Linked DNA regions of Homo sapiens: all the other regions are linked to region 1. A link is a loop called in an ENCODE intact Hi-C map of the cell type or tissue named here. Cell type or tissue: endothelial cell of umbilical vein. All regions are shown on one strand. Each heading gives the region's core, and the rest is flanking DNA. Links, peaks and the distances in the headings are about the cores only.

What was found. Peaks named below come from ENCODE experiments on the same cell type or tissue, not always from the same donor. Only the 100,000 strongest peaks of a DNase experiment are listed, where the experiment ranks them.
Region 2: it touches region 1 in a loop (4-fold over the local background); 5 of 110 quality-filtered maps call a loop at or near these places.
Region 3: it touches region 1 in a loop (16-fold over the local background); 51 of 110 quality-filtered maps call a loop at or near these places.

Annotation. Positions count from the first base shown.
Region 1 is chr9:125,627,099-125,634,960 of GRCh38, forward strand. All of the region lies in intron 4 of MAPKAP1 (MAPK associated protein 1), which reads right to left. Among named protein-coding and RNA genes, the nearest start is that of MAPKAP1, 76 kb to the right of the region's middle. In endothelial cell of umbilical vein, for the core only: a CTCF peak has its summit at 4,416 (motif pointing left); a DNase peak (open chromatin) is centred at 4,393; H3K27ac peaks cover 492 bases.
Region 2 is chr9:125,469,280-125,477,141 of GRCh38, forward strand. The region is part of intron 9 of MAPKAP1 (MAPK associated protein 1); the gene reads right to left. Among named protein-coding and RNA genes, the nearest start is that of GAPVD1, 210 kb to the left of the region's middle. In endothelial cell of umbilical vein, for the core only: no CTCF peak of the experiment used is centred there; DNase peaks (open chromatin) are centred at 3,742 and 4,142.
Region 3 is chr9:125,554,641-125,562,502 of GRCh38, forward strand. It overlaps MAPKAP1 (MAPK associated protein 1), which reads right to left. Exons shown (of 12, transcript NM_001006617.3): 6 at 4,993-5,169. Among named protein-coding and RNA genes, the nearest start is that of MAPKAP1, 150 kb to the right of the region's middle. In endothelial cell of umbilical vein, for the core only: a CTCF peak has its summit at 3,982 (motif pointing right); a DNase peak (open chromatin) is centred at 4,021.

The DNA of each region.
Region 1 (7,862 bases), core at 1,453-6,452:
CATATGTAACAATGAGTAGGACTCATCCCACTGAAGCCTTCTGTGAAATTGTCATCAATATAAAATCACAGAAAATTAGAACAGAAACTACTGCAATGTTTCATGACTACCTGTAATCCATGACGCCTTCTGATAACTTAAAAAATTTCACACTACCCCAAAGATGATACACACCCTCCCCACTGCCATTCAAATGCCTCTATCTTGGGCACATTTCCAATAGCCAGTTTTTTAAGGCTTTAAAGTTTTTATGTAAAAATTAATTTTTCATTTCCCAATGTTAAAATATTTTTTAAAAATACATTCATTGCCCCCTTAAACACACATATAGTGAACCATATAAAGTGAAGACCCTCTCTAATCTTTCCAGTTTTAGAGATGGGAATAGTGAAGGCAGAGAGAGTGGGATGGGAACACCTGGCCTGCACTGAGAAAGGGAACCACTGGAACCGGAACACATTAGGAAGGCCCTGCCAGCACACTTCACCTAACTCTTTTTTATTTTTTTTAAGAGACAGTATCTCACTATGTTGCCTCAACCTCTCGAGTAGCTGGGACTACAGGTGTGTGCCACTGTGCCCAGCTTTTCATCTGACTCTTGAATGGCATAATTCCTTAAACCCCACCCCATCTCACCCTCCAAAAAGTTACGATTTTATCCTACTTTACGGTAGATCTTGTGGGATATGTGGGAACGAAGCTCTGAAAGCATTCAGGTAAGAATTCCCACTGTTTTCATAGGCTGTTGGAGCCAGAAGAGACCTCAGAGAACTAATTCACTTCCTAATTTTAGAAATGAGGAGACAGAAGCTTGGTTAGTTACATACAAACTGAAGCATCCTGCCTTGTACCATTTTATAATTCTCTACGACAAAGGCGGCCACTTCATTTAATTGTGCAAAGTGACTACTGAATGTTAGGGTCTGTGGAGTTGCTGGTGTTAGAAAGATAAACTGGACATTGCCCTGTCCACACACAGCTTACATTCTATGAGAGCAAAGGACATATAAATATATAACTACAATGGAGTGTCATAAGGACTGCTTGTGGTAGTGAACTTGTAGGAGGCAGAGGAGGCCATGTGTGAGCTGAATCTTAAAGGATAAACAGCAATTCACTATAGAGGAAGACATTTCAGGCAGAAGAACACCACACACAACCCACAAGATATGACAGAAAATGGAATGGGCAAGATGGAATGGGCAAGAAGACAGGGCAGGTGACAAGGTGGGAAAAGGGGCACTTTAAATAAAATGCTTCACTATGCAGATCATCAAGAGCCACATAAAGGATACACTCTAAATGTCACTTTTACACCTGTGAAAAGTGTTCTCATTATAAGTCACTTAAGACAAGAAAATGTCTCTTCAGCAAATGGCATTGGGAAAATGAATTGTATGGATTCTTTTGTATGGATATCCACATACAAAAGAACGAAGGTGAATCCTTACACCACAGACAAAAATTGACTCAAAATGGATTAAAGGCTTAATGTAAGACCTGAAACTATAAAACCTCTAGAAGAAATCAAGGGAGAAAACTTCATGACGTTGGATGTAACAATGATTTCTTGGAATATGACACCAAAAGCATGGGTAATCAAAGCAAAAACAGACAAATGGGACTATATCAAACTCAAAAACTTCTGTGCAGCAAAGAAAACAACAGAGTAAAAAGGCAACCTATGCAACAGGACAAAATATTTGCAAACCATACATCTAATCAGGGGTCATGTATCTAACCAGAATATATAATGAACTCTACAACTCAACAACAACAACAACAACAAGAACAACAACAACAAAAACAATTTAAAATGGGCAAAGGACTTGCATAGATGTAAAAATGGACAACAAGCATATGAGAAGATGCTCAACATCACTAATATTAGAGAAACACGAATTGAAACCACAACGAGGTACCATACTTACACCTGTTAGGATGGTCACTGTCAAAACACACACACACACACACACACACACACACACACACACCAGAAAATAAAAAGTGTTGCAAAGGATGTGGAAAAAGTGGAAGCCTGTGCACTGTTGGTAGAAATGTAAAATAATGCAACCACGATGGAAAGCAATGTGAGGTTCCTCAAAAAATTACAAATTGCATATAATTTCAGTAATCCCACTTCTGGGTATACACGCAAAAGAACTGAAAACAGATATTTGTACTGAAAAGAGATATTTGTACTTCCATGTTCAGCACACCATTATTCACAATAGCCAAGAAGTGAAAACCTAAATGTCCATAAAAAGATGAATGGATAAAGAGAATGTGGTGTGTATATACAATGGAACATTATTCAGCTTTTGAAAAGAAGGAAATCCTGTCCTATGCTACAACATGGATGAACCTTGAGGACATGATGCTAAGTGAAATAAGCCAGTCAGAAAAAGACAAATACTGCATGATTCCAGTATTACTACCATATATCTTATGAGGGATCTAAAGCATTCAAACTTTTGGAAACAAAGTAAAAAAGTAGCTGCCAGGGCTGGGGGCAAGAGGAAAAGGGAAGTTGTTCAATGGACATAAAGTTTCAGTTTTGCAAGACTGAAGTTTGAGAGGTCTGTTGACAGCAACGTACATATAGTTACTACCATATTGAACACTTAACATTGGTTAAGATGGTAAATTTTATGTGTTTTTTTGACAATTTTAACTGAAAAATAAAAAAGAAAAGAAGACACGGAAATGCAGGCATGGTTCACTCCCAAACACCTATACTAGTCGAAGCAGACAAGGCCATGTATAACACAAAATGTCACTTTTAGATGTCCTTGGAGTATAATAAATGTGGCTTTTGTAAACACACAATTTATAAACATATTTAAATGACATGAATATCAAAATTAGTTTGTATGCTTCAGCTCACAAACTATGTGGGGAAGTAGGATGGAAGTGCACTGAGAGGCAGGGGACACTGAGCCTAGGGTCAACTAAGGCCTTAGAACCCCTACAAAGTAGAAACATAACAGTCAAGGCCAGGAATCAGTGACACCTAACTCTAGTAATCTCTGAGACAGTCAAGGGTCCAGGAACTCTCGCTCGGTCACCCAGGCTGGAGTGCAGTGGCATAATCACAGCTCACCGCAGCCTCGACTTCCCCGGCTCAACCGATCCTCCTGCCTCAGCCTCCCAAGTAGCTGAGACAACAGGCGCGTGCCACCACACCTGGCTAATTTCTTTTTTTTTTCTTTTTGCAGACACAGGGCCTCCCTATGTTGCCCAGGCTGGTCTTGAAATCCTGGGCTCAAGTGATTCCCCAGTCTCAGCCGCCCAAACTTCTGGGATTACAGGCATCAGCCACCATGCCCAGCCTCCAATAACTCGATTCTACAATAACTGGCTAGATTCCTACTCAGCACAAGTCCATACCAGGTGCTTTGTAAAACACTATCTCTGGCCTTCACATATTGTATGGTTTATTATTTTACAGATGAGGAAATCTTTGGCCCAAAGCAGTGCAGCAGCCCTGGTATGTCAATGCAAGTCTAGGGAGTTAGGACACAAACAGCCAACACTGAACCCTTAATCATGGAAAGATGATTAACACCTCTGCTATGGTTTGGATGTTTGTCCTCTTCAAACCTTATGTTGAAATCTGATCCCAAATGTTGGAAATGGGGCCTAATGGGAGGTGTTTGGATCATGGAGGCAGATCCCTCATGAATAAATTAATACCTTCCCTGAGAAGTGAGTTCTTACTCTATTAGTTCCAGAGACAGCTGCTTATTAAAAAGAGGTTGGGTTGATCACTTGAGCCCAGGAGTTTGAGACCAGCCTGGGCAACAAACAAAGGGAGACGCCATCTCTACAAAAAATAATTTTTAAAAATTAGCTGGGCATGGTGGCATGCACCTGTGGTCCCAGCTACCTGAGAGGCTGAGGCAGAAGGACTGCTTGAGCCCAAGAGTCTGAAGCTGCAGCAAGCTGTCATCACACCACTGCACTCCAGCCTAGGTGATACAGTGAGATCCTGTCTCAAAAAAAAAAAAAAAGCCTGATACCTCCCCGTGTCCTTCTTCCTCTCTCACCATGTGATCTCTGCATTCCCCAGCTCCCCATCTGCCTTCCTTAATGAGTAAAAGCAGCCTGAGGCCCTCACCAGGTGCAGATGCCCAATCTCGAACTTTCCAGCCATCAGAATTGTGAACCATAAAAACCTTTTTGTTTTATAAACTACTCAGTCTCCAGCATTTTGTTATAGCAACATAAAATGAATGAAGACAACTGCCTTTGCTCTGTCCAGCCTGGCAGAGCCATGCAGAGCATCTTCTACCCAAGAACCCTTCTACTATTTTCAGGCAATGTTCACATCTTCTCTGGATGGATTCTGTAAAGCCCAACTCATATGCCCCACCCGGTTCCTAGTCTCTACCACCTCCTTGTGGCACTTGTCTGAATAGACACTTATAGTTGTAAATGTCTGTTGTACAGAACTTACTATACCTCACCACACTAAATTCCCTACTTTTGCTAACCACAGCCATGGTGATTTATTCAGACGTAAGGATGTCAGTTTCCTGCTCCAAATACAACTAGCAGGAGCAAATCAAAACTCTTCTTGATCAAGCCTCGTCTCTCACCTCCTCTGCTCTCAGCCTCCACATTCCAGTCATACCCTACTACTTTCATTGCCCAGAATTTACCAGCATCTCTCACCTCAGATGTTTACACCAGCACTTCACCTACCTAGAAGCCTCCTGCCTAACCTCCTCCCATCCTTCAAGGCTTGGCTTAGGGGTCATCTAAGGAGTCTTCCCTGATATTCTCCCATGCGAAGCCCAGGCCAGGTGTCCTTCCTCTAAGAAACTCACCATACTAGGCCAGGCGTGGTGGCTCATGTCTGTAATCCCAGCACTTTGCAAGGCCGAGGCGGGCAGATCCCTTGAGGTAAGGAGTTCAAGACCAGCCTGGCCAACATGGTGAAACTCCATCTCTACTAAAAATACAAAAAAATTAGCCAGGCATGGTGGCACATGCCTGTAGTCCCAGCTACCTGGGAGGCTGAGGCAGAAGAATCACTTGAACCCAGGAGGAAGAGCCTGCAGTGAGCTGAGATCACGCCACTGCACTCCAGCCTGGGTGACAGAGCAAGACTCCGTCTCAAAGAAAAAAAAAAAAGAAGAAACTCACCATACTAAACTTTTCCTCTCATAGCATTTATTATGCTATATTATAATTGTCTGACTTCCCTACAAGATTACACATACCATTAAATTAGGGACTATCTCATTCACTATTGTATCCTCAGCATTAGTCAAGTCCCTGGCACATACAGGCACTCAAGAAATATTTGAGAAATGAATGCATGAGTTTTCCTTCTAACTACCTGGCTCTGCTGAATCATACTGAGGTTACAATTAACCATGACCCTAAACCTTTTCTTTCATGTGCTACTTGGTTAAACCTCATCTTCCTCTTCCCCTTTTCCACTGCCACCCCCATACACAAATGACTGCATCTTATGACTTAAGTGCAAGTATCATTTTGGTGTGTCAAGACCACTTTAGTCCCTGACTTTGTCACTGCACATGCCTGCTATTCTTCCCAGCCTTCTGCCTTCCACAAGTGTCATCAGCCTATCATCAATGTTCTCATTCAGGTCCCTGACAGCAATGAACACACAAGAGACCTACAGCTTGCCACGAAAGATAGCTCTCCAGTTTGACATAAATCCATTAATCACCACTCTGTGCCTCGTCTCTCAGCCAGGTGCAAAGTCCACCTGACCACAATGTGACTGGAGAATATCTCCAGCTTGCGTGCAAGAATACTATGCAAAAATTGATGCTTTACTGAAATTCAGAACAAAGAATTTTAACCACAGCCCTCTATCTAGCTAACAACCCTATCCAAGAAAGAAATGGGCTTGTTCTGCCCTGCTTGGTTCTGAGGAAACCCATGGTGGCTCCTAGCAATCACTACTTCCCTTTTTTGAATTTACAAGCCCTTTAGCTCTGCTAAGTGAGCTGTTGTAAATGCAAGACCGCTCAATCCCAAAGCTGAAAAGAGAAGTCTATGAAGTGTGAGTTGCTGAAGGAGACTTCATGAAAGAAGTGAGATTTAAGGAAGATTTCAATGCACAGCGCCAACAGAGCTTGGTAGAGGACACAGGGAGAGTAGCCAAATCTAAGTGTGAGTAACAGGGACAGCAAGGCTGATTGTGGATAACAAAGACAGCAAGTCAGAAAGCCTGGCCCAAGTATCACCTGGGACAAACAGGGACTAATAAAAAGCAAGTTCTTCCTGCTGGGCTGCCTCCTTGAGCCAAAAGGTCAACCACAGCTGGGCTTCTGCCTGAATTCTTATTTTAAATATAATAGAACACATATTAGATTAAGCTGAGACAGAAAGTAATCCTTACATAAAAGACAGTTGTCAGAATGGCCAATCTAGTTTCTCCTAAGCACTTTCTGATGACGAATCCACCACCAGGATTATGTGTAATGGGCAATTTTGATGCAAAGTACTATTTTGCAACATTGTCCCATTTCTCTTCCAGAAAAATGCAGAGGTAATTATGTACTCATAGTCAGTGTAGCAAATCAGTTAAATTAAACCTGTATTTCATCTAATTCATATAGAATATGAATAACATAACTAACTTTTCTAATTTCATACTCTAGTACTCTCAAGTAAATAAAAGGGGAAAAAAAGTAAAGTTTCTCCCCTACAAATAGAATCTGTCACTTCCTAGGATGTGCACTTTTCAGCTCATGCATCCTAAATGCATGTGGAGATATTATATGCACTTTCTATTTAGCAATTTAATTATATCTTTGCATTCAAAGAGTGGCAATGGTTTGCAGTAATAATCAGGTGAAAGCATTCTGACATTAATATGCTGGAATCCGATGTGTTAATTTGATGCAACTTTGCCTTGACAATATGTGATTAATTTGTTCTCAGGCTAGCCTTGCTCCCAGCTCTGACAGTTTAAAATGCTGGGTTTCTTTATCCATATCGCTATTTGACACGCCTTAGCCCACTGCTTTGCTAAGACCACTGTTAATTTGTAATGAACTTGCTTTTCAGGGGGGCTCCTTCATTTTTAATTCTGTCAGTGTCACCTCCTTGAGGAAAATTACAAGTTTCCGTAGGTGTGATTACTGCCAAGTGCTGCTGATAAGAGGTTTGAGAAAACAAGGCTTTATAAAGAAGTCTGTATTTAATCTGCTGAAACAGATTTATTGCCTCCAGACAGATAAATATAATACAAAGTTCTCTTATTTAAAAGTCATCCCTAAGTTCTCCCTTACCACAACCTCCTCCTAAACAAAAACACAGTTGCATTTCTAGGACTCAATAATGAGTCACTCAGGGAAAAGAGGTGAACGTGTAATAAATTTAGCAATAACAGCAATTCTTGTCATCAAATTAGACTTGTGGGGGAGTCTCATAAAACACATGAATACATTTTTCACAAGGTTTGGGGGAGGAAAAAATCCCACTGAAACAATTATAGTTTCACTTCCCTTCCAACTAGCAAAAATTTTACACAGCTTAACGAACCCATTTTCTGTGGGCAAACTGAGTACTGGTGAAGTTAGGTATGGATTAAATTTCTCCTTGGCATATGATCCAGACAATGCTTGATAAAGGGTTAGAGGGGAGATGGAAAGTCAAAGTCTCAAAACATAATGCTTAATATAAAACAGTAGAATAACAGTAGGCAGCCTTTAAACTACTTTCACGAGCATCTTCTATTTAACCTTCAAAGTAACTGCATCAAGTAGGTGAGACTGTCCCCATTTTTTTCAGGTGAAGACTCTCAAAGAGTTCATGTGAAGGAATGACAACAAGGAAAGAACAGAAGCTGGGACAGTAATCCACACTTTTGATGG
Region 2 (7,862 bases), core at 1,543-6,542, 160 kb before region 1:
TTTTGAACAAAATGTGAGAAAACTTAGTAAGCCAAAAGCAGCAGCAGATAAAAGAAACAGTTCAATTAACCTCCCCCCAAAATAAAACACACACACACCCCAAACACAGTCTGACAGCAAATTTAAAATTAAAAAAACAAATACAAACAAAATCCTACTGATTAGGTCTGCTACACGCTCCATACATTTATATTTTATTTTATGAATAAATAAATCCCAAATACCAGCTAGACAAAGGCAGAAGAAGAATGTGTGCAGACAGACTACAGTCGAGGCTCCTCTGCTGCCTCCAGGGGAGACAATGCAGAGATGGCTGCTGTACCCTGGTCAGTACGTGTGGTCTTTGGTAAAGATGAACCATTGGTATTTTTTACTAATCGAACGCTGGAATTTGTCATTAGACCTATTTCAGGAACACCATATTTCAATTAGGCATAATGTCGTAAGTCCAGCTGACTCTGGACGTTCAGGTCTAGATGATTTCAGGAGGGTGAGAATGTATCAGGAGACCAATTTTATTACATTTCAGTTAAAATAGATTACGACTACCCAGTTACACTCTTGCCTCCAATTTGGTCATTAATTGTTAAAGATCTGGACATTTCTATAGTTCCCTGAAAGAAGTACTGAAGCCATGGTTGTCGGGTGTGTGTGTGTGCATGTGTGTGTTCCCCTTCTTCTTCTTATTTTGACATTTATAAAAGTCAAAATGAGCCGAGCAGAATAAACATGCATATCTCTTATGTGAAAATAAACCGTGCTCCACATTCTTTTCTCAGAAAGAATGGGGAAAAATATCATCACCAGAGACATGGTTTTAAAATTTTGTTCTATGCCCCTACAACTCTTGAAGCTGTAGTCAGTCAATACTGTTAATGTACCTTGTTAATTTGATAGGATTTGTCAGGTAACTCCACTGGAAAATTATATAAAACTGTTCCAGATGAAAAGATGATAGTGACATGAATTAAAGTGATAGAACAATAGTGGAATATAAACCAGAAATGACACCCAAAGTGGCTGTTGATTTATTGCCGTACTGAGTTTGGTTCTGGGCTCCCATGTATATTAGTGCTACAAATCTGGGTCCATTTAGCAGAGGGATGCTCATACATACATCACCAGCTCCTGCTCCAAGCCAAGGTCACTCCCCATTGCATCAATCTTTTCAACAGAGCCTACTTCACAAAGCAGGACTTTTGTAACCATCTCAGATGTAACAGACTCTCGTCCTCTTTCATCTTTCTTTTATCATGTAAAGTACACTTTAACTTCTATTATTTTTATCTGCAAATTGTTACCGTATAGTTCATCCATTACCAGCAGTATCTCTGCATCAATTGCCTAAGCTCTGCACAGCCACAGAACACTTTCCCAATGACGCCCTTTCCTGGGGTTATTGTGCAGTTACTGTTCACAGAGGGGCACCCCAAGACCGGGGCTTGGGGATGAAGATGTAGGAGATGAATGCAATAGGCTCAAGATGGGCAGACAGGTGGGATATCATTTAGACGGTGTGTTCCAAAAAAGTTGCATGTGAATCAGATTTTTTTTTTCTGAATCGAATCACATTTTCCCACTGACTTCTAGTTCCAGAGCTACTTTATCTTCATTTTAGATTGATCTGTAATTGGCAGGGGCTCCCAACACTTTAGTTTTAAGTTTCTCTGCCCTGTAGGCTTTCAGTCAAGTAGTTAATGATCTGTAAAACACTTGCCTGCCTAGAGGAGTCACTATTTAAAGAAACCTGTAGGGGAATCTTTCCTGATGGGAAAAATCCTTTTGTACATTAAATAATCTTACCCTCTTAACACTTGTGTGAGTCTCAGCTTCTTAAGGCAGCGCAGGCAGCACCGCAGCACCCTATCTGCTCCTGCCGCCATGTGTCAGCACTCGGCCTGAGGCAGTCCACGGGAGCAGCCCTCTTCCTGAGCACCCCCGGGAAGAGTGCACACCTACTGCAGAAAAGAGAAAGGAGGCCCAGAATCCAGCCTGGAGGCAAACAGAGGCCTCTCTGTCCTTGGCTTCGGAGCCCTCGGTAGTCTTCTTGGTTACAAGGAGGAGTTGGCTTGGTGGAGGAGAGATCAGTGAGGAAGCAGGTGCCACAGCCCAGGCCAGGGGCAGGGACAGTCGCGGCTGGGGTGCAGTGGGGATGAGCATATTAAAGACAAAAGAGTTAGGAGTAGGCAGATGGCTGCACACAGGGTGTGAGGGAGAAGGGAGTCAGAGAGGTTCCTGGGGCATCGCCGCAGTGATGAGGGGTGGGGGAAGAGGTTGTGGAAGCCAGGCTAGTGGGGTTGCAAGTGCGGAGGTTGAGTAGTACCCCACTTGTCACTGCCACTTCTCTATGCTAAGGGGAGTGAGTGGGTTGTGGGCAGAAGCAGCACTGTCTCCCTGTGAGCAGAGCACCAGGAGAAGAGGGCTGCTGCACACACGGTCCCTGTAGCTCAGACTCCTTAAGGCAAAGGCCTAGGCCAAGAGCAAAGGTGCAACCCTGGTAGGCTCACTGCCGTTTCTGCTTCGGCAGGCTCGGGCACCAGCGATCATTCAGTACAATTTTCTCCTTAGGCCCAACAGGCATGACGCCAGTTATAGACACCATTCACTGAGCACCTCCAGTATTAACATAACAGCTAACATTAACTGCCATCAACAATGTGCCAGCATGGTTAGAAATCCACTGTGTGCATGGACTCAGATCTCTTAATAACCTCATGAAGTTGGCTAGTATGTTCATCCTATTCTACTGACGAGGAAACAGAAACACAGTGAGGTCAAGTAACTTGCCTAAGATCACCCAGCTCAGAAGTGGCAAAGCTGCAATTTGAACTCAGGAAGTCTGGTTCCAGAATGTGTCCCCTCAGCCACTACACTATTCTGCAAGAACTGTGCTAAATGTTTCATATAACATATCCCAGGAGAGGGGAAGGTGCTTGCCTAGGTCAGGGAGCATCTAAGTGGAACAGCCACTGTTCAAACCCAGAGCTGCCTGGGTCTCAAGTCCCTGTTCTTTCTGCTGCTCTGCACAGCCTCAGCCGTGTCAGAAGATGTATTAATAATAAGGAGCTCTGCCCAAGCAGTCCTCCATCTCCTCTCTCAATTTTCACCAAGGAACAAATAAATGTTCACAAATGCCAATAAATGCACACATCTATTTTTTGTTCATACATGGCAAATTGGAGCATGAAATCCGATCAATATTCTTTCTGACCACCGAGCATAGTTTTGATTTCCTCGGCTAAAGTTTTTGCGTAAAGTCATTTAAGGAATGGCAGAGGCACTCCTTACAGTGTCACGTATGCACTGTTTTAAGTAATTCAAATTATAAATGTATTTCCAAGGAAATAAGAGAAACTGGCTTTTGTTACATTGACATTTCTCCAACTTAAGTGGCCAGTAATAGAGGAATAGTTGATCCAACAATGATGAAATACAAGATAACCACGAAAAGTTTTGACTAGAAAAATCCTTATAACACAATAGTAAGTGAAAAGGACAGGAAAACCATTTATAAAAAAAGATGTCAAAAGGACGTGCTCCAAAAACTGGTGCCAGTGGCCAACTCTGGTTAGTAGAATTATATCCTTTCCTTTTCTGTATTTTTTCCAAGATAAACATTTCACGAAAAATAAAAACAAACATCACTTTGAAAGCTGACACTTTTTGATTTCCACTTCAGAATTCAGTATCCTTTCTCGACTGTTAAAATGTGGGGAAGGATAAGTATGCTGAAGTCTTGATAATGGTGAAGTGATCCTCAGTGAAAGAATGCTTCCTTCTAGCAGTTCTTCAGCAGAACTTTTTTTTTTTTTTTTTTAGCAGAATTTCTTTAACAGAACTTCTAGCAGTTCTAGTGGTATGCCAGGGGTTGCGCTGCTGGGAAGGGCTCATGAGCTACACTACACCCAACCTGGTGCCCCTCTCAAAACTGGAGCCCGGCAGGCTTCTTTCCAGCTCAGGCAGGTGGGGAAGAAAAGAGCACGGGGGCTGGCCGGGAGCAGCCAGGGTCAGCCCCTTCTCTTGGAAACAAGGGAGGCAGTTTGTCTCCCTTACCAGCTCCCTCCCCTAACCACTTATCCACAGCCATCCGTCATGACCTTTTCATGCTCCCACTTCTGACAGCTTCCAGATACAGTGAGTCAAACTTCACTGGAAGCAAACTATCACACCAACTGTCAAAGGCAGAAAACATTGCCTGATTGCTGTCCTACATCAACGCCAGCATATAAATCCTTCCTTAACAAGACAGCTCAAAATAAACAAAAACGCAACTCTAATGTGTATACAGCTCTCTGGGGAAACTATTTGTGCAAGCCTTTAGAGTTATCACAAGGAGACCCTTGTCTGCTTTAGCTAACCAAGATTTCCATAAAAGGAAATTAGCACCGCGTAGCATCTTCTTCTAACACAGACTGAGCGCCCACTCTGGGTAGCCCCCACACTAGGTCCTTTTGTGTACAGAGGCTTATTGAGAGCTTAGAACACCTCTAATCAGGAAGGCACTATTAGCCTATCTTACATTTAAAGAGGGGGCTTAGGGGTAGGAAATCTGGAGTCAGAAAGTCCTCTGTTCAAATGTCAGCCTTCCTACTTCCTAACTACGTGACTTGGGAAAAACTTCTATAAAACGGAGATGATAATAATACACATAATAATAGATACCTCAAGTGCTTGTTGTGAGGATTAGGTGAAATAAGGCATGACAAGGGCTTGGAATTGTGCCTGATACATAGCTAGCGATGAATATTACTCCTTCTAATGATTATTATCAGAAGTCAGGCACTGGGTTAAGGATGTGACATAGACTCAGTGATGAGGGTCGAGTCTGGGGAGCTCAGGGAGCCACGAGAAGGAGGTGAATAAAGGACCTGCCTGGCTCTGGAATTGGAGGGCGAGAAGAATTCTCCCTGGGACCTTCTCTACATCCCAGTCTTGGGAGCACCAGGATCCAGTTTGGGAGACAATGCCTTCATCCCCACAAATCCCCCCAGTAACCTCCCACCACCAAGTGTCACTGGGCATATCTCCTCCTCACAACCTCCAAGAGTTCAATTCAAATCAGGAAGAATGTTCTCAGATCTGGAATGTGGAAACTTTTGTGCTAGGGAATCCTCATCCTACTGGGTCTCCAGGCCACAAATTTGGAGGCCCTGATTATGCTGGCACATCCCCACTGGTGTTATCCTGGGCAAAGTCACTGCTCCCTTGGTGAGCCTGATCATTCTCCTCTGTAAAATGTACTAGCCTATGGTGAATCAAATTAGTAAACTGGAGAGCTTGGGTTCAAGTCCAGGTCTAGCTGCCTGGTGAGTTCTGACTTGCCAGCTGTTTCCTATTGTCCCAGAGGAGACTGCTTGACTCTTGGGAGGTACAACCTCCCCTATGGTACTCTTAAAATACCCCCTTAAAAAAGCTAAAACACCACTTTGGCAAAAATTAAGGCATTTAACAATTCATGTCTTAGTGTATTTCCTGTTATCATTTGCTCAGATATCATAAGCTGTGGTTCATTCATCAATTTCCTACAGCTTTGAATCTAAGGCTACAAAAGTCCCACTGCTGTTAAATCCTGGAGCAGCTTTTTACACAATTCTACAATCCTCTTGTCTTCAGGTTACCGAGAGCCTATGAAAGCCTGGAAAAGCCCCCAAGGGAGTGCCACTGAACAACTCTTCGCCAGAGTGGATTTTGCTGAATATATACAGCCAATCGATAGCATCCACAGAGCAGTCAGGGAAGTCTTTGAAACTTGTCTGAATTTACACACAAGATCAGACACACAGGCTGTTTGGGCTTAATGAGACCTTAGAGATCACCTAGTCTGGGGTTTTCATTCTCCATATGAAAAAATTGAGGCTCAGGGCTGGGACATGACTTGTCTGATGTCACCCATTAATGACAGAGCTGTAACCATAATTCATATCCCCATACTACCAGGCCAGGGCTTAAACAGACCAGCTCACCTGCCATGCAGGAGTACTGCATATTCACACTGATCAAATGCATTACAATAAAAAAGCGCTGTCTCCAGCAATTTAAGGCACCCAAAATAGATGACAAAACCATATTTCAGGTCACAACTAAAATGAAACCCAGTAGAGCCTTACTTTCTTGAGATCAAGTGGAGTTCTAGGCCCCAGGATCACTGGTTTCATTCAAAGGACTAACCATTCTGAAACGGTTTGGGAACCACAGCTAAAAGCTGCCAATTCCAATATGTGGTCAGTAAGAGACTCAATGACAAGTCCGAGTGTACCTGACTAGACTGTTAGGCTTGGCACGCAAAACAAGGAGTGGCCTGGACACGAACGAACGCAGAGCAGCAGTCAGCACAGGACACAGCACCAGGGCAGAGCTTATGAAATCAGACCTGGGACTGTTTAATCCCAGAAAGACTTGTCTTTGAATGAGTGCTAAGTTCTCTCTGCAGAGAAGGCATTTACAAAGATTCTGCACTAGGACAGCTAGATCACCAAACTACTCTCTCAGTAAATGGATACCTCAGGTGAGCCTATGATGTCAGCTAGGAAGCAGCAGGCCCTAAGAGAATTTACAGTATCACTTGTAGAGTGGGGAAAACCTGATCTTCCCCATGTTCAGGCCCTGTTGGAGCTCAGGTGCCAAAGATGAGGAAGTGATTAAAGGAGCACAGAACTCTGGATGAACGCTCATGAATCCGACTCCCATTAATTCCATCATGCCAGTGCTTCTCAACTTCTTCCAATTCTCAATTCTTTCTCAGCCACCTGAGGAACCTGACACATTGTCATTAATAACCCTGGGTTACTCCATAGGAATTCTCAAAAGGGTGGCTCTGGGAGCAGGGAGCCAGAGGAAGCTAGGCCTTAAGAAAAAGCCCACAGTGTTTCCAATATTACCAGTTAGGTGATTTTTCCCTAAGCCAATCACTGCATTTAGTGCAAAAGTGGTAACGGAGTTTTCTGGAGGCAGTCTTGATAGCATGCATCCTCTGCCTCATCAGTTCATTAGTATAAGTCAATTCCAAAGTTTGGTTCAGGAAATGCTGTCACAATAGGGACTGAACAATCATTTAATATCAGAATTGCCAACTTCAAATTACTGAACGGACCCAGGGATTTGAGTTAAATGTGACGCACGCCTCCTCCTGATTGTGTCTTGGAATGGAGAGGGGCACCTCCTTAGTGTTCAACGGCAAAGTGAAATGGAAACATGGAAGATCAATCCACTTCCTAAGAACACGCATGTTCAGATTATGTGATTACTTGAACTGTACTCCACAGGTACCCCACTGGAAACTAACAAGGGAAAATGTTTTATTCATGTGGCCACCCAGAACCATGTTTAGCCTGAGAGTGTGCCTGAGGAGTGAGGCAGTCCAGGCCACCGCTGCTGCTTTCACTCACTATTGTGCTGTTACCGTGTTTCTTAAGTTTGCATGTTGTATACTTAAAAATAACACCATAATAAAGTCTTCCTTTGAGTGCCGGCCTGTGGTTATTGACTAGTGGGTTAAATAATAACTGCGGTAGGAAAGACAAGGCAGGGAAGACAAGAAATGGCAAATATGCTGCCTGTCATCATGCTCAGGCCCAGGGCAGACATTTCTAATCAATCACAGAGTTTCTTTATGTTGCCCTCAGACACAGCTGGAGATGCTGCCTCAGCATAATGCTCTGGGCAGCCGTTATAAACTTGACTGGAGCCAGCTGATGAGACGAAACCTTTTTGCCTTCTCTAGGACATGTGGTATTGTACTTGATATTTTCATAAAGAACTACCATAATCACAAGTCTTATGATTATACATACTGGACAGTTTTATGAAAAGATAATGGAAGTAACCATGGAACCTTTTGGTAGAAGTCATTTTCTATCATTTAT
Region 3 (7,862 bases), core at 1,543-6,542, 72 kb before region 1:
ATAGAGTTAGTTGGGCATGGTGACACATGCCTGTAGTTCCAGCTACTTGGGAGGCTGAGGCAGGAGGGTCCTTTGAGCCCAGGAGTTTGGGGCTGCAGTGAGCCATGATCACATCACTGCACTCCAGACTAGGCCACACAGCAAGACACTTATCAAAAAAAAAAAAAAAAAAAAAAAGCATTTTCTAGTAAAGAACATTTAAAATTTATGTGTTTGTGTGGGGGGACACATTATAAATCAATTGGCCCACTAAAATAATGGACGAGTAGTTAAAAATACACTGTTTAAAAGGATGTTAATCGTGATGTCTCATATGAAAATCAAAAGACTCAAGTTGACAAGTAAAACATTTAACACCCAATTAAACCCAACATCAGCAATGTTTAATTTCAGCAAAACATCATCTGTTACATTAAAGTTGTTAATTTGTATTTTATTAACGTTATAATTTTATCTGTATTTAGTTTGTAATTTTGTTTAGGTTGTGTAAAAACACTGAATTTATAGCTAAACATTACAGAACTTTGTATTTGCATGTATCTAAGTAGCATTATTAAAAAACTCATTTGGATAAACATTGAGACTTTAGGAGAATTTATTTCCCTTTAAAAGAGTTCTGTACATAACTTACATTTAAGAAACTCCCTCATGACAATTCCATGAGATAGTTACTGTTACCCAAATTTTAAAGATGAAGAAACTGAGACTTAACAAAGGTAAGTAAAATTGTCTAAGGTCATGCATGTAGCAAGATACTATTGAAGCTGAAACATGAACCCAGGTTTGCCTAAATTCAAAGTCTGTGCTGCCGCACTTAGAGGGAAAGATGGTACTGGAGCCCCGGGAATAGCCGGTGTGAGGGCCTCTAAAGGTCAGAAGGCGACATGGGCTTCCTGGTATTTGAAAGGCAGGAACGGGTGTAAAAAAGGGGAAGAGGTCTTAGAAAGCAAGGTGGGACACACTGCTGGGTCAGGTGTCCTCCTGGCAGCCCACAGACACCTGAAGTTTCAGTCATTCCTTCTCCATGAAGCCCTGTGCTGGGTGCTCAGGATACAGAGAGACAATAAGACTGTGCCTTCCTAGTCTTCAAGAAGTTAATGGTCTTGCTACTAACTCAGAGGATGTGTGCTCATAAGAGGACTCATTTGAAAGTATGTAGATCCTCGATGTTTACCCACTGCCCATGTTCACTGAAAGTTATTCCAATTCAGCTTTTTCAGTCCAGCTGAGCAATGTCCACCTAAACACTACCCCTCCTCTGCTATAAAACAAAGTCGGAGAAGAAAAATGTAGAAGTGGCAGAGATCTACTCAGTAACCCATTCAAGAAATACGTGTGACAGATCTATCACAGTAATGGAGTGATGGTGAGTATTGTGGGCACAGATAATTCAGTTCTTGCTCTCCAAGGGTTGTTTATTAATAGTAACAATAACAGCAGCTAACACTAAGATGATGCGTACATATGCTAAACACTGTTCTAAGTGCTTCAGATCTATTAACTCATTTAATCCTCATAACTGATCTGTGAGGTAGGTATTATTATCTCCATTTCACTGAGCCACAGAAAAGTTAAATATTCATCCAGGACCACACACACTAGTAAGGGCAAGGCTAGGATCGGCATCCAAGCGATCTGGCTCACAGCCCACCATGCTGTCACCTACTGCACTATAGCAGTGGCTGAATGTCAGCCTTAAGACAGTGAGATTCACAGGTTAAACCAACACCAGATTCCCCAGCCTCAATCTTTCAGCAGAGGGTTGGAAAGGGCATGGACTTTAAAGTCAGGGATGGCGTCAAATCCAGGCCTAAGAACAATATTGCTCACCCTCAGGTTCCACGCCTCTAAATTGTTCATAAAAACTGGGCTATTTTGGGATTAAGTGAGATAGCATATGCATAGTTGGCCCTTAGTAAGTATTAGTTCACTCCCTATGTCAAACCTACTTGCCTCTTTCTGTTTCAGCTTAGTGTCTTCCCAGCCACTTCTTGTCCCTCCTCTACTGGGAGACAAATGGAAGGAGGAAAGGGGGGAAATGACGAGGAGGAGTAGTTACGGCTTTATTTATTTTGCTGGGATTTCCTTCTCTGAAACTTTAGACACATCCCTACAGACTCCTGAAGGTCTGCTCTGTTCTGCATCTGTAGGAGAAGCTTTACTAACTTAGAATATAGACCAGAAAGGCGAGTAAGAGGTTGCTGAACCAAGAAAATACACACAGGGCAAACGGTCAGTAATCTGTACTATTTCATCAGACGACTGAGAAAAAGAAAATTTATTGACACTTTTGTTCTTAATGCTCACATATAAAGATTTCACTTTACCTCGTGTTTTCAGAAACACTCCAGACACATCAAATAAACTCTCTTGAATTTTAAAATAGAAAAAGGATTGACTGGGCTATGTGTGTGTCTGGGAGTGGGAACACAGGGATGGGAGTAATTCAGGATCAAAAAACAGAGTATTAAGTTTAAAGCAGTTGTTACTCTCTGCCTTCCCCCTCCTTCCTATTCTCCAGAAGGCAGGGTTCATAGTGAAACACTGTGTAGTCTTAGATGCCCCTCCTGGAAAGGCATATGAATCCTAGCCCCACTCCACTCTACTGAAAACTCAGTGATTTAAAGCCTCTTGCTTTAAAAAAGGACTTCTGGTTCAAAAGACTGCTATGATCATGTGTTAACATTCATGTAGAAAAAGTTCTAGTCATATTAATAATCAATAAAAATGCAAGTAAAAACTATCGAAATGCCACTGTGTATATCTTTTAGAGTAGAAAAAAAAACTTCTAATACCTTGTAATGGTAAAACTATAAAAATGATTTTAGGAATTCTGTTGGTAACATTGTAAATTAGGACATCTTTCAGAGGGCTATTGTCAATAAAAAGTGAGTCTAAAGATGTTTTTACTCTGACCAATAATCCTACTTACAAGGCATGATCCTAAGGAAGTTGTTCAACAGAATAAAAGGTATATAGATAATGACCATCATCATCAAATTACTTATTAAAACCACACAAGGAAGCAATCTAAATATTCTGTGATCGGCTTCCACTACAACCCATACACTTTTCTTTTATACTGCTTATCACATTTTAATTATTTGACAACTGTCTCACTACTAGATAGTAAGCTCCATGAGGGTAGTGCTGTCTCTGCCTAGATCTCTGGCACATAAATACAGACTGTAGGAATTAAGAACAAATACTGAAACGTTTATAATTTATTATTTTTAGATGGAGTCTCACTTTGTCGCCCAGGCTGGAGTGCAATGGCGCGATCTCAGCTAACTGCTACCTCCGCCTCCCGGGTTCCAGCGATTCTCCTGCCTCAGACTCCCGAGTAGCTGGGATTACAGGTGCCCACCACTGCATCCGGTTAATTTTTGTATTTTTAGTAGAGACGGGGTTTCACCATGTTGGCCAAGCTGGTTTCGAACTCTTGACCCTCCTCGGCCTCCCAAATCCTGGCCTGCCTCGGTCTCCCAAAGTGCTGGGATTACAGGCGTGAGCCACTGCGCCTGACCTAATTTAATGTCAAGTAAAAATAACACAAAAATATGTGTGCTACAAGTGAAACTGAGTAACATATACACACGATTATTATACAAGATTAAAAATAGTTAAGATGGAGGCATCATTGGCCAACTTTTCAATTATTTTAAATATCCTTTAAAGTTATTTTAGTACCTCTGAAATGAAAAAGCAGGAAAAAATTTGCTGTTATTTACACCAAACTTGACCTTGTAGTAGGGATGAAACGGCCACCATGAAAGCCTGAGGGCCCACTCCCCAGCTTACCCCCAGGTACTCAGTTATTCTTTCTTTGCTCAAGGGTAGAAAGAGCCAAAATACTCATATATCATATGTAGCATAACCCTATTTTCTGTAACAATCTCAAACAAAGGCAGTATGTTGAGAGAGACAGGGAAATGTCTTCTAAAGCAATCCCTTTTGAGCAGTGAATTTGCTGGTTACTAACAGCAGGGGGTGCCAAAGGGATCGCTATTGTTCCCAGGAGACAGCCATGAGAAGGACTGCTGAGGCCTAGGTTGAAAAAAAGCTTAGGTTTGAGAGTAAAATCCAAATGCAGCAGGTTTTCCCTTAACAACTGGGACATGTGGATAAAACTCAGGAGCTCATAAACTTGAATGGATAAAAACTACATTTTAATTTTCACTAACTTCTAATATTTTGCATTTCCTTGATTTATAAGTGTAGGCAAACAATCACAGCAGAATCACAGTGCCAGTGACTCTGTCATGAACAGAAGTCATAGCTAACACTACAGCACATTACAGCTGTTGCAGATTTCTCAAATACCATTTATGCTCATCACCGCTTTGAAACAACAGGCTTCAGGAGTTACTGTTAGGTATACAGCTGGATATTGTTTAATCTACTAGTAAAGCCACACATATTACTATATCATGAATTTGTTCAATAATCTGATAACTTTAAATAACAGAATACTTTTATATTCCAGTGGATTTTATTTTATGCATTTACACACGCTTTTCTGAGAAAGGCACAAAAAAAAAGCTGAAGACATGTGCTCAGTCTCAAGGCAGGCAACTGACAGGGAAGGTCAAATTTGGTCTGAGAGAAAATTATTTTAAGTCACAAGAGAGAAGTGGCCACAGTGCACATTTTCAGTTAGTGTGTATTCCTCGCAGAGAAGGTGCAAACCTAGAAGTTTTGCTTCACAGGCTCCCAGTGCACCAGTGTTTCCAGAGGCCTGGCTCTGGACATGCCGTTCAGAGATCTGCTTCACACAATGTGCCACTGCAAAGCAGTCTGCGTAGCCTAGGTGCAGAGGCATGAAATACAATGCGAATGTCGTCCTCAGCATCTCTCTGGGAGTCATCGTTATTACCAGTGGACTCTCCAGATGCCAAATATCATTTATTTGATGAACAAAACCAAAATCAGATCCAAAATGCTAGAAGGTTGGGATGAGATACCGAGAGAAGTAATAGAGTCAGTACTCACATTCGAACAAAGAGTGACTCTTTGGATGTCAGACCAGGAGATGAGTACTTTTCAACCAGGGCCAAAGTACTGAAGCCAAACTTATGAATGGGCTCATTGGAATCCAGCGGGGGGAAATCGGTGTCCACCTCCCCATCATCCTCAGCAATATGCAGGCAGTAGGCACTGACATTGTCACTGAAAGGAAAACCAAAAAGGCGAGTGAATACCAAGGTAGGGAAGGGACAAGAAGACCAGAGGGTATGGTGCACAGCAAGCAAATTGAGGAGACTGCTTTTCTTTACCCCAAGCCTGGTGATACAGTAAAAAATCCCAAATCCTACTTCATTTGATAGAGAGAATACACATGGCAATGCAAAGGGGAGAAAAACAGTGTGAAATGAAGGTCTTTATACTACTCTATTCTTGCAACATTCACTGAGCCCTATTGCAGCTACGACAAAGAACCTAACCTCTTAGATCAAAGGTGAGATTTAGTATCAGCCCTAAAAGCAGCTTACAGCATAGTAGGGAGGAAAAGTAATAAGCATTACACTAGCTACAATACAAATGTAAAAAATATATATATAAAACAGATACAAACAAAACTGTAAAGGGGGGAAGATTATCTGGCCTCGGGGAAGGCAGGGGTCAGAGGCCTTTGATTTATGGTTAGGATTAAGAAAATATCTGGACAGGCATGGTGGCTCATGCCTGTAATCCCAGCACTTTGGGAGGCTGAGGCAGGCAGATCGCTTGATCCCAGGAGTTCAAGACTAGCTAGGCAACATGGCAAAACCCCATCTCTGCTAAAATACAAAAATTAGCCAGACATGGTGGTATGCGCCTGTAGTTCCAGCTACTCAGGAGGCTGAGGTGAGAGGATCACTTGAGCCCGTGAGGTCGAGGCTGCAGTGAGCTATGATGGTGTTACTTCACTCCAGCCTGGGCAACAGAGTTAAGACCCTGTCTCAAAAAAATAAAATTAAAATTAAAAAAGAAAATATTTGTGCTCTAGATCAGGAGAAATACTCAAGGTAACCAAGACAATCCATACAGTTCTCCCTTCTCTAAAGAGTATCTAAGTCAGTTGGTAGAATCTGACTTCAAACACCATGGATCCTTAGCAGAGTAAAAGCAAATGACTGGATTAGTCCTGACACAGATACCTGGTCCTCTTGACTACTTCTGCACACTTCCCACTCCCTAGAATGTCCAGACAGTACTCCCAGATTGCAGTCTTGCCCAGTTTAGAATCAACACATACCCTCTTTGGGGGAAGTAAAAAGTTGATCTGTTCAAAGAGGATGGGAAACTATACCAACATACAGACAGTGTAAGAGTGCAATCAATTCAATTGCTCCAAACCGCAAACCTGCGAGCTTCAGAATTATGCTAGCTTCAGAAGCAGGAACCCAATAGCTCACAAGGCAGTAGAATTCTAAATTCTGCAGCTTAAGTTTGGAGTTTTAATTACATGATTGATGCTTAAATTAATTAATTGCAAAGTGTATGCTAATTGTTTAATTGGTTGGTTGATCTATATAGATCATTTTTTGAATTAAATGAGTTGATTTACCAAGTTTATTGACTGGATGTGACAATGAATTATTTCACTGACTACCTGACTTGCAATTTTCCCAATTAATTCACAAATCTTTAGCTGCAACTCTGCTTATTGCAAGAGAGGGAGCCTACTTCAGGCGATCTATACTCAGTGAGTCTGTCATGACTAAGAGATATTTATTATAAAAAACAAGTAATAAGGACAAATTAAAATTAATGGAAACTGTAAATTTGCTAAATGGATTGATAACAAGAAAGTAATCTAGCTATGTTTGTCACTTTACATTTCAGGTATTTGTAATGCTGTTAAGATATTTAAAATTCATCTTTGAATGGCATGGGAAACTTTTGGATCTCTGCAGCCGGGTACTAACTTAAAAACAGAACAATTAGAGAGGCAAAAGAAAGCACTTTGGATGAGGAAAATGTCATGGTATACTGGCTAAGAGAGCTCTGTGGTCAGAACGAGTTCAAATTTCAGCTCCATGGCTCATGGCTATGTGATTTCAGAGAATAAGCTTCACCTCGAGTTTCAGTTTCCACTTCTATAAAAAGGGTATAATCGTCCCTCAGAGATTGTAAAGATTAGATCAGATAATATATGTAGTGTCTGGCATGTAACAGAAGTAAAAAATAAATGGGAAGGTAACTATAATAAGAAAGTCATATGGAAACTAACTTATAGTTGCACCAATCCTTAAACACAAATTGTGGATGCATATTAAGCAACAATGCATCTGAGCAGCATGTTCTATGTACACACAACTGTAATGGGAGTCAACATGTCCACTGTGTTCCAACCTTGGAACCTTGGGTCACTGAGCCCCCAGGGTTTTATGAACAGGGCAGACATGGATGGAACAAGCAACAGACAGCACAGATTATTTATTGCCATGTAAATCAACCTGAGGAATGTTTGATTCTCCAGCATCACAGAGGTTCAGGGGCAAATAATAAGCCTATTGATCAAAGCAGAAAAGTCCAACAATGATATCAGAAGAATTCTGCTTTGATTGTTAAGGGACATCCCCAAATCCTCTCAAAACAAATTCAATAAATATCACAGGCTAAGATTTGAGATGCAAAAGGTTCACTGCCAAGTGCTATTATTCTCCCCAGTTCTTAAATATGAAGTGTGAAATCATTCATTCAAAACACATTTGTAAAGTGCCCCCCTGGGCTGTGGCCTGTCCTGAGCATCAGGAACAGAGGAAGGAAAAGAAGACTGATTCCTGCCATATTATACAAGATGAATAGAAGCCTCTTCTGGGTCATCAGTAAAGTCTAGCAGTAAATAGTGCTCCAACTCCTCTGACCCCTTAATT